Regions from separate parts of the Homo sapiens genome. Here region 1 is linked to region 2. A link is an interaction called in ENCODE POLR2A ChIA-PET data of the cell type or tissue named here. Cell type or tissue: Panc1. All regions are shown on one strand. Each heading gives the region's core, and the rest is flanking DNA. Links, peaks and the distances in the headings are about the cores only.

Region 1 (6,867 bases), core at 1,250-6,249, 220 kb after region 2:
CTGCGCTACCAGCATTGTCAAACTACAGTATTTACTCAATTACATTCATACTGGGTTCCATTTAGCCTTGTCGCTTTTTCAAAATTAGTGAAATATGGAGAAAATATAAGTGCAAACACTAGTAAAAGGGAGTGTTGTTCTCATAAACATAAAACAATTGAGACAAAGAAGGGAATCATTAGGTGTGGAGAAGGTAGTGAATATTTAGCCTCAATAATGACAACTCATACCGAGACGTTGCTACGCATCACTCATCATTGCTATTACTTTATATGATTTAATTCATATTCTTACAACACTATGTGAGAAATAAATGATGAAGGTACTATTATTATCTCTGTCTTTACAGATAAAAAAAAATTCATGATTTATAAAGGTAAATAGCCTGACCCAAATCTTAAAGCTGCCTATTGGACTTCAGGTGGTCAACTTTGCTCAGCTAGGATGGAGATGCTCAGATTTTAAAAACATCTATGCATGCTGGAATTATAGCTTAAGACTATGTCTAGGGGACAGCACACAATCAGGGATTTTATGCTACATTTTAGATCTCTGAAAATAGAAACCTGTGCTTAAAGCACACGGATTTGTCTTTGAACTTTATATATCTGACATTGGTGTGTGTTTTGGGAACGTGTTCTATATGAAGGTAGAACTCTCTTGCATTGTTGTATGTTTTGGATGTACATGTAAACATGTGAATCCTATGAGGACTGGGAACTTGTCTTCTACTTCTCCAGCACCTACAACAGTGCTCAGTAAAGGTTGGTTGTGGTGGTGAGTGATAACAGTAGTCAGTTGGAAACCATGCTGCCATCATGCTGAACACCAAGAAACACTCTATTCAATCTCCCCAAGTGTTTGTAACAATATATTGAAAAACATGTCATCTATCTGAGCATGGTGGCTCACACCTGTAATTCCAGCACTTTGGGAGGCCGAGGAGGGAGGATCGCTTGAGCCCAGGAGCTTGAGACCAGCCTGGGCAATATAGCAAGACCCAGTCCTACAAAAAAAGAAAAAAAAATTAGCTAGCCATGTTGGCACCGCCTGTAGTTCTGGCTACTTGGGAGGCAGAGGCAGGAGGATTGCTTGAGATATGTGTTCACACCACTGGAGTCCAGCCTGAGTGACAGAGTGAGACCCTGTGTCAAAAAAAAAAAAAAAAAAGAAAAAAATGTCATCTTAAATACACACACACAACACACACATCTATGTGTTTACACAAATATTTAAAGGCATGTAATCAAAAACACATTTATAAGTACATGATAATAAAGGAAAAATGATGTCACATCTCAAGTATGTAAACACATTTACAGGCACAATGATGATAAAGGGGAAATGATGATGATCATTACAAAGGCCATACATTTTTTTCTATTGAAGAGGTGAACGGAATTACCCTCCTGGACTCACTAAGTGTAGAAATCGAGGCAGCAGACAGGCAAAGTCAGCAAACTGCTGCATGCCCTAAATTTGGAGTGTCTACCCTGTCTTCCTTCCCCAGAGACTCTGTCCCCATCTGCCATCTCTTTTTAATGGGGCAGTAAGCTTTAGGACATCACTCCTCTCACAGCATTTGCTTGGAATGTGACTGGACAGGCACCTGGTCCCAGCAGAGCCTTCCTTGTCAGTGACCTATGACCTGGGTGGCGTGATTTAAAAGGTTGAGCTGGGTGAGTCAGATTCTTTCTTTTTTTCTCTCCGTCCCTTTCTCCCTATGGAACTTGAATCAAAAGTCTAGAGGGCAGTTTCCAGTGAGCTGTGGGCAACATTGTAAAAAACGTTATTCTAGGGCCCAAGTCAGATCGTGACAGGCTACAGGCACTTTGCAAGCTGAAATCGGGGAAGAGGAACAACTGTGAGTTAAGTGGGAGAAGCTTCAAGAGACAGACAAGAAAAGAACATCCAACCACGCAGAGATGCACAGCCCTGCCTTCTTTTGTCTTGTTTTTCCTGGGCTCCTGGGCATGTATACTTTAAAAAAAAATTTCTTTCTGGCCTAGTGAAGTGGCTCACGCCTATAATCCCAGCACTTTGGGAGGCTGAGGCACTTGGATCACTTGAGGCCAGGAGTTCGAGACCAGCCTGGCCAACATGGCAAAACCCCATCTCTACTAAAAATTCAAAAATTAGATAGGTGTGGTGGCACGTGCCTATGGTCCCAGCTACTCGGGAGGCTGAGGCATGAGAATCGTTTGAACCTGGGAGGCAGAGGTTGCAGTGAGCCAAGGTCGTGCCAGTGCACTCCAGCTTGGGTGACAGAGTGAGACTCTATCTCAAACAAAAACAAAAACAAAAGCAAAAAAATAAAGCAAAGGCCAGGCATGGTAGCTCACGCCTATAATCCCAGCACTTTGTGAGGGTGCAGCGGCTGGATCACTGGAGATCAGGAGTTAGAGACCAGCCTGGCCAACATGATGAAACCCTGTCTCTACTAAAAATACAAAAATTAGCCAGGTGTGGTGACGTGCACCTGTAATCCCAGCTACTTGGGAGGCTGAGGCAGGAGAATCGCTTGAACCTGGGAGGCGGAGGTTGTAGTGAACCGACATCACAACACTGCACTCCAGTTTGGGCAACCGAGTGAGACTCCGCCTCAAAAAAAAAAACAACATTATTTTCTTTAAAGTAACCCATGTGCTCTTCTGATCCTTGTTAGTAAAAGAGACTAAATTGGAGCAACACATAACGGCAGAAAAAAGTCTCTCTTGGCCAGATGTGGTCACTCACCTGTAATTCCAGCAATTTGGGAGGCTGAGGCAGGAGGACAGCTTGAGGCCGGGAGTTTAAGGCAGCAGTGAGCTGTCATCATGCCATCATACTCCAGTCTGGGCAACAAAGCAAGATGTCATCTCAAAATAAATGAATGAATGAATGAATAAATAAATAAATGAATAAATAAATAAGTCTCTGCCAGTGGAGGATATAAACACACACACACCAAAAAAAAAAACACAGGAGAACCATATAAGTACAGCAGTCCAAGACCATGAAAGATAGTGGCAAACAGTCATTTCATCTGACAGTCCCCCAGGACCTTGGTTCGTGCAATCCTGTGCAATAATCAATATTTATGGTAATGACCTTGAGTCTTAAAGCAAAAGCTGCCTGACATTCAATGTATTTTCAGAAGTCCATGAAATGTGTAGTTTCATTCAGAAAAAACTTTTCTTAAAGTTAAAAAAAAAAGTCTTGGTATCTAAAAATGACAAGATTTGGCTGGGTGTAGTGGTTTATGCCTTTAATCCCAGCACTTTGGGAGGCTGAGGCTGGAGGACTGCTTTAGCCCGGAGTTCGAGACCAGCCTGGGTAACATGGTGAGACTCTGTCTCTACAAAAAATAAAAAAATTAGCCGAGCTATAGGTAGTGTGTACCTATGGTCCCAGCTACTTGGGAGGCTGAGACGGGAGGATCCCTTGAGCCTGGCACAGTGATACCTGTTTGTGCCTCTGCACTCCAGCCTGGGAGACACAGTGTGGTGCTGTCAAACAAACAAACAAAAAAACAAAAACAAAAAAAAAAAAAGAAAGAAAAGAAAGAAAAAAGGAAAAAAGGCAAGGTTCATGCAGAGATTTGTTATTTTTTACTTTTTGAAATGCACATATTTATTGATCCATGCCTTGCCTTGTTGTAGCAAAGAGCTCAGATGACTTATAAGAATACACAGGATCCAACAGGAAAGTAAACATTGACAGTGAGTGGGGAAAATAAAGAACATCAAGGTATGGACAAGAGATTTAGTTATCTGCAAAGCTCATTTCCATGGACTTCCTCATTCCTTGCTAGATCATGGACCACCATAACTAGTATTAATCATTGTTTCAACTCCAAATTTTTTAGATTTGGAGAAAGATCAAGGTTTATCTTCTGAATGTAAAAATCAAATTGAAACTGGAAGAAAAGAAAATATTGATTTAAATCAGAGAAAATATAATAATAAATCTACACAAACATGCTTTTAATAAGCTGCTAATTTAAGCATATATTTAAATCATTTCTATTCCTTTACTTCAGTAAAATAATTCTTAAGGCAAAATAATTTTATTTTATTTTATTTTTTTTTGAGACAGAGTCTCCCTCCGTCACCCAGGCTGGAGTGCAATGGCACTGTCTCGGTTCACTGCAACCTCTGCCTCCTGGGTTCAAGTGAGTCTTCTGCCCCAGCCTCCTGAGTAGCTGGGATTACAGGCACCTGCCACCACGCCCGGTTACTTTTTTGTATTTTTGGTAGAGATGGGGTTTCACCATGCTGGCCAGGCTGGTCTCGAATTCCTGACCTCAGGTGATCCACCTGCCTCGACCTCCCAAAGTGCTGAGATTACAGGTGTGAGCCACCGTGCCTGGCCTTAATTTATCTTAATCAGAAGTAGCATCATGTTACATTATACAACTGGTGAAATTCTCTTCAACATCCTTTTTATAAACCAATATCAACATACTGGGGGAAAAAGTGTTTAGAGTTAAACTTACTGTGTAAATGTAATTTTTATATTCCATTAAAAAGCAACAATTTTTCTGGGAGCTCTGGTTTGGAAAGGCTCACGGGGTTTTAATAAGTGTGTTCCTATTCATTTTGGGCCTGCATTAGGGACAATTTCTTCTGATGGACATTTCTATTACGCAATCACTGCTTAAAGGGTAATAGTGTAGGCTTCAGAGCCAGACAAATGTATGTATTTGATGCAGGATAGCTGAGTAATAGCTTGGTCAAATTACTTTAAGTCTTCTCAACTTAGTTTCTTAACTGCAAATGGAGCTAACAGGGTCGTATGGAAGATTACATAAGATATTGCACATTAAGCACTTAGCTCAGTAGCTAATAGCTAGTGAACCTAATACATGATGTATGTTATGATAAAAATAGTGATTGTAGAGGACATTTCACACTGATATGATACAAGTCTCTCTTTCATTAGTGTCTTGTTAAAGGTTTCTAATTTTCCCATTGACAAATTTTCTTTTTTTTTTGGAGATGGAGTCTCGCTCTGCCACCCAGGCTGGAGTGCGGTGGCAGGATCTTGGCTCACTGCAACCTCCGCCTCCCGGGTTCAAACAATTCTCCTGTCTCAGCCTCTACTACAGTTGGGACTACAGGTGCAGGACACCATGCCTGGCTAACTTTTGTATTTTTAGTAGAGACGGGGTTTCACCATATTGGTCAGGCTGGTCTCAAACTCCTGACCTCGGGTGATCCACCTGCCTTGGCCTCCCAAAGTCCTGGGATTACAGGTGTGAGCCACTGTGCCCAGCCAAATTTTCTTTTCTTTTCTTTTTTTTTTTTTTTGAGACGGAATCTCACTCTTTTTGCCCAGGCTGGCCCGCACTGGCCTGATCTCGGCTCACTGCAATCTCCGCCTCCGGGGTTCAAGAGATTCTCCTGCCTCAGCCTATCGAGTAGCTGGGATTACAGGTGCCTGCCACCACAGCCAGCTAATTTTTTTTTGTATTTTTAGTAGAGACAGGGTTTCACCATGTTTGGCCAGGCTGCTCTCCAACTCCTGACTTCAGGTGATCTACCTGCCTCAGCCTCCCAAAGTGGTGGGATTACAGGCGTGAGCCACCGCACCAGCCCCACATTAATTAACTTTAGTGTTGTGAGTGCATTCTGAATGATTTTTTATGGTATTGACAGGGAAACTAGTTTTATTGCTCGATATTATTTTCTTGCTGCTTTCCAAAATGCATAAACAATGATTTAGTTCACTGATAGATTTATACAGAAAATTTTACTTTGTATTCATTTTGATTTTTTTATTTGTTCCTTTTCATTCAGCCCCAGAAAAAATGCAATTAATCATGCCAAGGTATTTACAAAGCCTTATCTGACTAGCTCCATCATGTGTCTAGAATGAGTTTTACAATTTTAAAAGTTGCTTCCACTTCACTGCTACTATGGTCTTGAATAAGAATAAATATCTGGCTGGGCTCAGTGGCTGAAGTCTATAATCCCAGCACTTTAGGGGGCTGAGGTAGGCAGATCATTTGAGATCAGGACTTTGAGAGACCAGCCTGGTCAACATGGCGAAAACTCATCTCTACTAAAAATACAAAAATTAACCAGGTGTGGTGGTGGGCGCCTGTATTCCTAGCTACTCTGGAGGCTGAGGCAGGAGAATCACTTGAACTCAGGAGGCAAGAGGTTGCAGTGAGCCGAGATAGAGCCACTGCACTCCAGTGTAGGTGACAGAGCATCTCAAAAAAAGAAAGAAGGCCGGGCACGGTGGCTCACACCTGTAATCCCAGCACTTTGGGAGGCCGAGGTGGGTGGATCACGAGGTCAGCAGTTCAAGACAAGCCTGGCCAAGATGGTGAAACCCCATCTCTACTAAAAATACAAAAATTAGCTGGGTGTGGTGGCGGGTGCCTGTCATTCCAGCTACTTGGGAGGCTGAAGCAGAGAATAGCTTGAACCCGGAAGGCAGAGGTTGCAGTGAGCCGAGATTGCGCCACCGCACTCCAGCGTGGGTGACAGAGCAAGACTCCGTCTCAAAAAAAAAAAAAAAAGAAAGAATAAATATTTGGCAATATATTACTGAATCCTCTGAAAAACAGATGGAAATCAGAATTGGGAAAATGTTCCTTTTTTTTTTTGAGACAGAGTCTCGCTCTGTCTCCTAGGCTGGAGTGCAGTGGTGTGATCTTGGCTCATTGCAAGCTCCGCCTCCTGGGTTCACGCCATTCTCCTGCCTCAGCCTCCCGAGTAGCTGGGACTACAGTCACCAGCCACCATGCCTGGCTAATTTTTTGTATTTTTTTTTTTTTTTTAGTAGAGACGGGGTTTCACCATGTTACCCAGGATGGTCTTGATCTCCTGACCTCGTGATGCACCCGCCTCGGCCTCCCAAAGTGCTGGGATTACA
Region 2 (6,867 bases), core at 604-5,603:
AATCTTTGCAATCTATACATCCAACAAAGGACTAATATCCACAATATACAAGGAACTCAAATAAATCAGCAAGAAAAAAAAAAATCCCATCAGAGAGTGGGCTAAGGATATGACTAGACAATTCCAAAAGAAGATATACAAATGGCCAACAAATAGATGAAAAAAATGCTCAACATCACTAATTATCAGGGAAATGCAAATCGAAACCACAATGTGATACTCCTGCAAGAACGGCCACAATAAAAAAATAAAAAAATAGATGTTGGCATGGATGTGGTAAAAAGGGAACACTTTTACCCGGTTGGTGGGAATGTAAAATATTACAACCACTAGGGAAAACAGTATGGAGATTCCTTAAAGAACTGAAAGTAGATCTATCATCTGATCCAGCAATCTCACTCCTGGATGTGTGTATGTGTGTGTGTGTGTGTATATATATATATGTATATATACACTCTTGCCTGTAATCCCAACACTTTGGGAGGCCAAGGCAGGTGGATCGCCTGAGTTCAGGAGTTTAAGACCAGCCTGACCAATATGCTGAAACCCCACGTCCACTAAAAATGCAAAAATTAGCCAGGTGTGATGGCATGTGCCTGTAGTCCCCGCTACTTGGGAGGCTGAGACAGGAGAATTGCTTGAACCCAGGAGGCAGGGGTTGCAGTGAGCTGAGATTGTGCCACTGCATTCCAGCCTGGGTGACAGAGGGAGACTCTATCTCAAAGAAAAAAAAAAAGAGCAATAAAATAATAACATTTGCAGCAACTTGGATGGAACTGGAGACCATTATTCTAAGTGAAGTAACTAAAAAATGGAAAATGAAACATCATATGTTCTCACTTATAAGTAGGAGCTAAGCTATGAGGACACAAAGGCAGAAGAATGATAGAATGGAATTTGGGCACTCGGGGGACAGGGTGGAAGGGGGGTGAAAGACAAAACACAACACATTGGGTACAGTGTACACTACTCAGATGATGGGTGCACTGAAATCTCAGAAATCACCACTAAAGAACTTATTCATGTAACCAAACACCACCTGTTCCCCCAAAACCTATTGAAATTAAAAAATACTACAATACAATACAATACAAGTCCCCCAGTGGAAGATTTCTCTTCTCTACCTGCCAGGGAGGCAAGTGTAAAACAGGCTGATTTGGTTCTCAGTACCTTCCAGCTGTCAACTGGGGGACTTCATCTGCATAGTAAGACAACCTTTGTTCCTCTGCAGTTCCACCCCTCACCTTCTCCTAACTTGTCTCATTCAGCTCCCAAAGAGAATCATTCATAAAATATCTTGTCCTGGGTCCATATGTCTTTCCCCTACAAAGACACTACTTAAGTCTCAACTATCTGGCCCCTTTTTGAGTCTTATACATTGTGTATGGCTTCTATGTCCACATACACATTAAATGTTTTGTGTGCCTTTTTCTCCTATTAATCTACCCTTTGTCAGCTCATCATCCGCAAACCTTTAGTAGGTGGAAGGAACCGTTTCCCAAGGCCCCTACAGTATCAAACGAGAAAAGTATTTCTGTGCCCCCCAACCTGTAATGTCCTATCAACTGCACACTCTGGATCCCTGGAAAGGTGCATGTGTGTAGTTGTGGTCACTGCCATCCTTCAGGCATGGATCACTGACACCTTGTGCTGGGCCTGGGCAGACAGTCTACCTTTCTAGGTGGGGAGCAGAGGAGAAGGTGAGGAGGAAGAGGGCATACCTGTAGGAGCCAGTCATGGGCCTCTTCTCTTCTCTCCCTGCCAGGGAGGCACAGGGTAAAACTGCACAGGTGGGAGGTTGAACAGACTGATTTAGTTCTCAGTACCTTCCGGCTGTCATATAATATAATTCCAGCTCATCAGAGATGAGCTTTGTCTTTGAGCAGTGTTTCCTGCGATAGCCCTGCCCAGGGGGCTCTGGAACAGCAGCTGGAGTCTGGCCTGGTTGTGGACTAGAGCCCATGTTAGAATGGTTATGGAAAATCCTGTCCCTGAAACTCCTAGATTCTCCCTCTGCCTCTGTTATCCCACTTATGACCTGAGCATACTAATGGTTATGTGTTAGTAAATAAATGCTATGAAATACACTTGTATAGGCATTCATAGAGGGGAAGAGCAACAATCTAGCATTAACAATAAAGTGCAAAAAGCACTAAAAGTACCAATGGTTCCTGCAGCAAGAAGACATAAACTGTGGGAAGCTTGGGTTCCGGGAAGACATCCTGGAGGAAGTGGCATTTAGGCTAATACTTGATGGGTGAGCAGAGATCAGCCAGACAAACAACAGGAGAAGCAGGAACCACTGAGCTGAAGGTCCAACACAGTGGCCTGAGCCTCGAGTCACAATGCCTGGCCTTGTCTCAATGTGTGCTCAGGTATTTCTCTTGCCTTCCTTTTGGCTTCTGAAAATAACCAGGCTCTTTATCATCTCTGGACTTTGATTCAGGCTGCTCTCTCTGCCTCCTCAGCTTGCCTGCGACTTCCTCTAGGCAGCCTCCCATGACCCTTCCCTGGGTTGAACGCACCTCTTCCTAGTTTTTTTTTTTTTTTTTTAAAGAGCGCGTCACACTGCCACCCAGCTGGAATGCAATGGCGTGATCTCAGCTCACCTCACAGTGACCTCCACCTCTTGGGCTCAAGCATCCTCCTGCCTCAGCCCCCCAAATAGCTGGAAGTACAGATGTGTGCCACCATACCCAGTTAATTTTTTTATTTGTAGAGATGGGCTTTCACCATGTTGCCCAGGCTGCTCTCGAACTCCTGAGCTCAAGTGATCCACTCGCCTCCACCTCCCAAAGTGCTAGGATTGCAGGCCTGAGCCACCATGCCCAGCCCCTCTTCCTAGCTGTCATACCATCCTGAAATGCTTCCTCATCATACTATTTCCCACACTCTATACTTGGCTATGTTGTCAGTTCCTCCAGTACAAGGATTATGCTTCCTTGTTCACTTTTTAATCCCTAATATCTTACAAATAACAACAACTAAGATATACTGAGTCTAAGTATGTGCCAAATGCTGTTCCAAGCACCTAACATTTAGTTCTCACAACAAATCCTATAAGGCAGAGAGACACTGAGTAACTTATTCAAAGTTATAACAACTGGTAGGTGGCAGAGCCAGAATTTATACCCTGGCAGAGAAGCGCCAGGCCTACCTACTTCTCCACTCCAGTCCAGCTGCCCACACTGCAAGTAAAATAATTCCTAGTCAGGCTGGCCAACTCCTAGTACAATTCTAGATCAGGCTGGGCTACTTCCTGGCTGGGGAACTCCCTTGGATATAACCTTTCTCTTCCCTGTGCCTGTTTCTTCAACCATAAAGATAGATAAAGTGGATCCTAACTGGAAAAAGTAACTTGCCCAGAGTAACACTGATGAATTCATGCTCAGGGAATCCAGCTTCAAGGTCAGTTTGCTTAGCCTCACACTCATTGCCTGGGGAACACGTAACTGTTTGTGGAGTGTGTGATAAAGTGGTTGGATGGATGAGACTGCCCAGCTCCGAAGGAGGAAGGATCACTGAATTCTAAGACACATTTCATTCAGTACCCTAGTGACTCATGCTCTCCTTGTGAAGAAACTTACAGAAAAAAGCATGTCAACAGCAGTCAACATATTATTATTTTACAAAAACTCAATATTTTACCTGCTTTTTTGAAACTTTTTCTCTTGACAATATACTGAAAGTCATTCCATGGTAGTACATTGAAAGCTACATTTTTCTTTTTTTTCTTTTTTCATTTTTTTCAACACCCTGGACAACACACTAAAACTACCTTGTTTTTAAAGGCCACAGATTACCTCTTCAGTTATGCTTGAGTTACAGTATATTTAAATAATCGTGTTTTTAACAAAAAGTAGTTATTTACAATGCATTTCTAATTACAAAAATAGCTGTATTAAAATACACACATATATTGAAAGCTGTGTCAACATTTAAATTTTATAAAATACATGTGTATATATATTTGTGCAGCTATTTTTATAGAATTATTAGAAGTATAATTTCTGGGTCACAGCTTTAAAAGTGTTTGATACTTCTCAAAAGGTTTTATCCACTTAATACAAAAGTACCTGTTGGGTGGGCATGGTGGCTCACACCTGTAATCCTAGCACTTTGGGAGGCAGAGGTGGGAGTGGTGGTATGCAACTGTAATCCCAGCTACTTGGGGGGCTGAGGCGGGAAGATCACTTGAGCCCAGGAGGTCAAGGCTGCAGTAAGCTGAGATTGTATCCCTGCACTCCAACCTGGGTGACAGGCTCTCTCAAAAAAAAAAAAAAAAAAGATAATGTTTAAGAAATAAATAAAATAAAGTACCTGTTTACCCCTTGTCATCATCTGGTATCATCTGGTACTTTTGTCTTTCCACAATCAATAAATTAAATAATGACATCTTACTGTAGTTTTAATCTGTTTCTTTGATTAGTAGTAAGCTTGAGCATTTTTTCATAGTTTGGGGGACCATTTGCATTTCTTATTTTTTTCTTTTTTAGAGACAGGGTCTCACCTTGCCACTCAGGCTGGAGTGCAATGGCAAGATCACGGCTCACTGCAGCCTTGCCCTCCTGGGCTCAAGCCATCCTTCCTCCTCAGCCTCCTGAGTACCTGGGACTACAGGTGGATGCCACCCCACCCAGCTAATTAAAAAAAAAAAAAAAAAAAAAAAAACGTGTAAAGGTGAGGTCTTGCTATGTTACCCAGGATGGTCTAGAACTCTTGGCTTCAAGCAATCCTCCCACCTTGGCCTCTTAAATTTCTTTACTATTAACTTTTTTCTCCATATTTTCCTATTGGAGTGTTAGCTGATTTTTATTAATCTGTGAGAGTTCTTTCAGCTTAATGTCTATTCCCTCTTTGTTCTGGTTTTGTAGACATTGTATCCTAGTGTACTGTTCAACTTTGACTACGTTTTATGGGGTTCTTTCCTAGGGGCAACAGTTAATATACAGAAGATTGCATTGATTTTGTGTAGCCAAATTTATCCACACTTTCCTTTTGGCTTCTGAGCTTCAATATAATGCTTAGAAAACCCATTTCCATTCCAGAGTCATATACATATTCACTCACATTTTCTTTTAACAATTTTTATGATTTTTTAATACTTAAATTCTGGATCCACCCAGAATATATTTTGATGTATGAAATGAAGTAGGAAAGGCAATGATCATGCTAGAACTAAACAGCTGTGCTTTGAAATAAAGCTTTGTGGTAGGGCGCAGTAGCTCATGCTAGTAATCTCAGCACTTTGGGAGGCTGAGGTGGGTGGATCCCTTGAGGCCAGAAGTTTGAGACCAGCCTGGGCAACACGGTAAAACCCTGTCTCTACAAAAAAAAAAAAAAAAAAAAAAAAAAAACTAAAAAATTAGCCAGGTGGGGTGGCATATGCCTATTGTCCTGACTATTTGGGAGGCTGAGATAGGAGGATCGCTTGAGCCTGAGAGGTCAAGGCTGCAGTGAGCTGTGATTATGCCACTGCACTCCAGTCTGGGCAACAGAGTGAGACCTTGTCTCATTTAGGAAAAAATAAAAAAAGGCTAGGCTCGGTGGCTCGCGCCTGTAATCCCAGCACTTTGGAAGGCCAAGGCGGGTGGATCATGAGGTCAGGCATTCGAGACCAGCCCTGGCCAACACAGTGAAACCCCGTATCTACTAAAAATACAAAAGATTAGCCAGGCGTGCTGGCACGCTCTTGTAATCCCAGCTACTCAAGAGGCTGAGAAAGGAGAATCACTTGAACCTGGGAGGCGGAGGTTGCAGTGAGTCGAGATTATGCCACTGCACTCCTTCCTGGTCAACAGTGTGAGACTCCATCTCAAAAAAAAAAAAAAAAAAGAAAGAAAGAGAAAAAAGAAAAAGAAAGAAAGCTTTTGGCCTTTTAGCTTGGCACTTCCAAAAAATGCCAAATACCAATAGCGGAGAGAGTGATGCAGACCTAAGGAAACAGAGCTGCCCTGACATGCCACTGAGTTCCGAAAATACATTTGTTTTTGGATAATGTAAAACACCAGTCACTGATTTTGAATAACCGCACACTGCCAGTGATTTTGTAGAGGAAAGTTATGTAATTCATTTGAAAAAGGAAGCAAACAACCCAATCTTAATTGATATAAACATGGAATTTTATTACCTCTAACGGGAAACATCTAATCTTGGCCACATTCTGAGTGGCAGAGCCCACATACCTTGGGTGCTATTTATATAAGACACTCTTGTGGGCTCCAGTCAGCTTCCTGTTCCCCAACAATCCAATGGGATACTTATTACAGTCTGTGCAAGTGTGCAAAAATAACGTGCATCGAACACCACGCTGATCCAATTATACATGGGGATTTTAAAAAAATGTTAATGAAGGGACTTAACTCAACTTGTTAGTTCTTTGTGGGAAAATCCAAAAAAGCAGAGGCTAGAAGGTGTTGTTAGTACAGAAAGACGGAAGTAGACTGGGAGGCCAGAGAGCTGGAAGAAAGCAGGAACATACAATGAAAAGCAAACAGAATTAATTATGGGAGTATCAGGAAAAACCAACTGCACAATCAAATGAGTGGCAGAATAAGGAACCCAGAGCTTGTTGAGGTTAAAGCAGGCAGGATCCTAAGGCCACAGGAAGACAGATTAAGCAGTGTGTGGTTTTTCATAATGAAAGACTTATCTAGAAGGTGTTGATTGAAACCAGGGAAGTCTCAATTACTTGGCACCCCTTTCTCCACACTCGTTTAGTGGGAACAGTTTCTGCCTTGTACTTTCCAACCAAAATGAATGGGGAGCAGAATAATATCCGGGATTTATGCACAATGTCAATTTCTAGGAACTGTCTAGGGCACTTTCAACCTGACTATACAATATTCTCTTCCCTGTGTGACTTTA

What was found. ChIA-PET counts read pairs that join two places held together with the same protein. Peaks named below come from ENCODE experiments on the same cell type or tissue, not always from the same donor. Only the 100,000 strongest peaks of a DNase experiment are listed, where the experiment ranks them.
Region 1: POLR2A ChIA-PET joins it to region 2 with 9 read pairs; 2 of 35 experiments call an interaction of 5 or more read pairs at or near these places.

Annotation. Positions count from the first base shown.
Region 1 is chr15:59,375,899-59,382,765 of GRCh38, reverse strand. No RefSeq gene overlaps it. Among named protein-coding and RNA genes, the nearest start is that of MYO1E, 6.5 kb to the right of the region's middle. RefSeq lists an enhancer at 2,201-2,702. In Panc1, for the core only: no CTCF peak of the experiment used is centred there; no DNase peak of the experiment used is centred there.
Region 2 is chr15:59,591,209-59,598,075 of GRCh38, reverse strand. No RefSeq gene overlaps it. Among named protein-coding and RNA genes, the nearest start is that of GCNT3, 17 kb to the left of the region's middle. In Panc1, for the core only: no CTCF peak of the experiment used is centred there; a DNase peak (open chromatin) is centred at 3,455.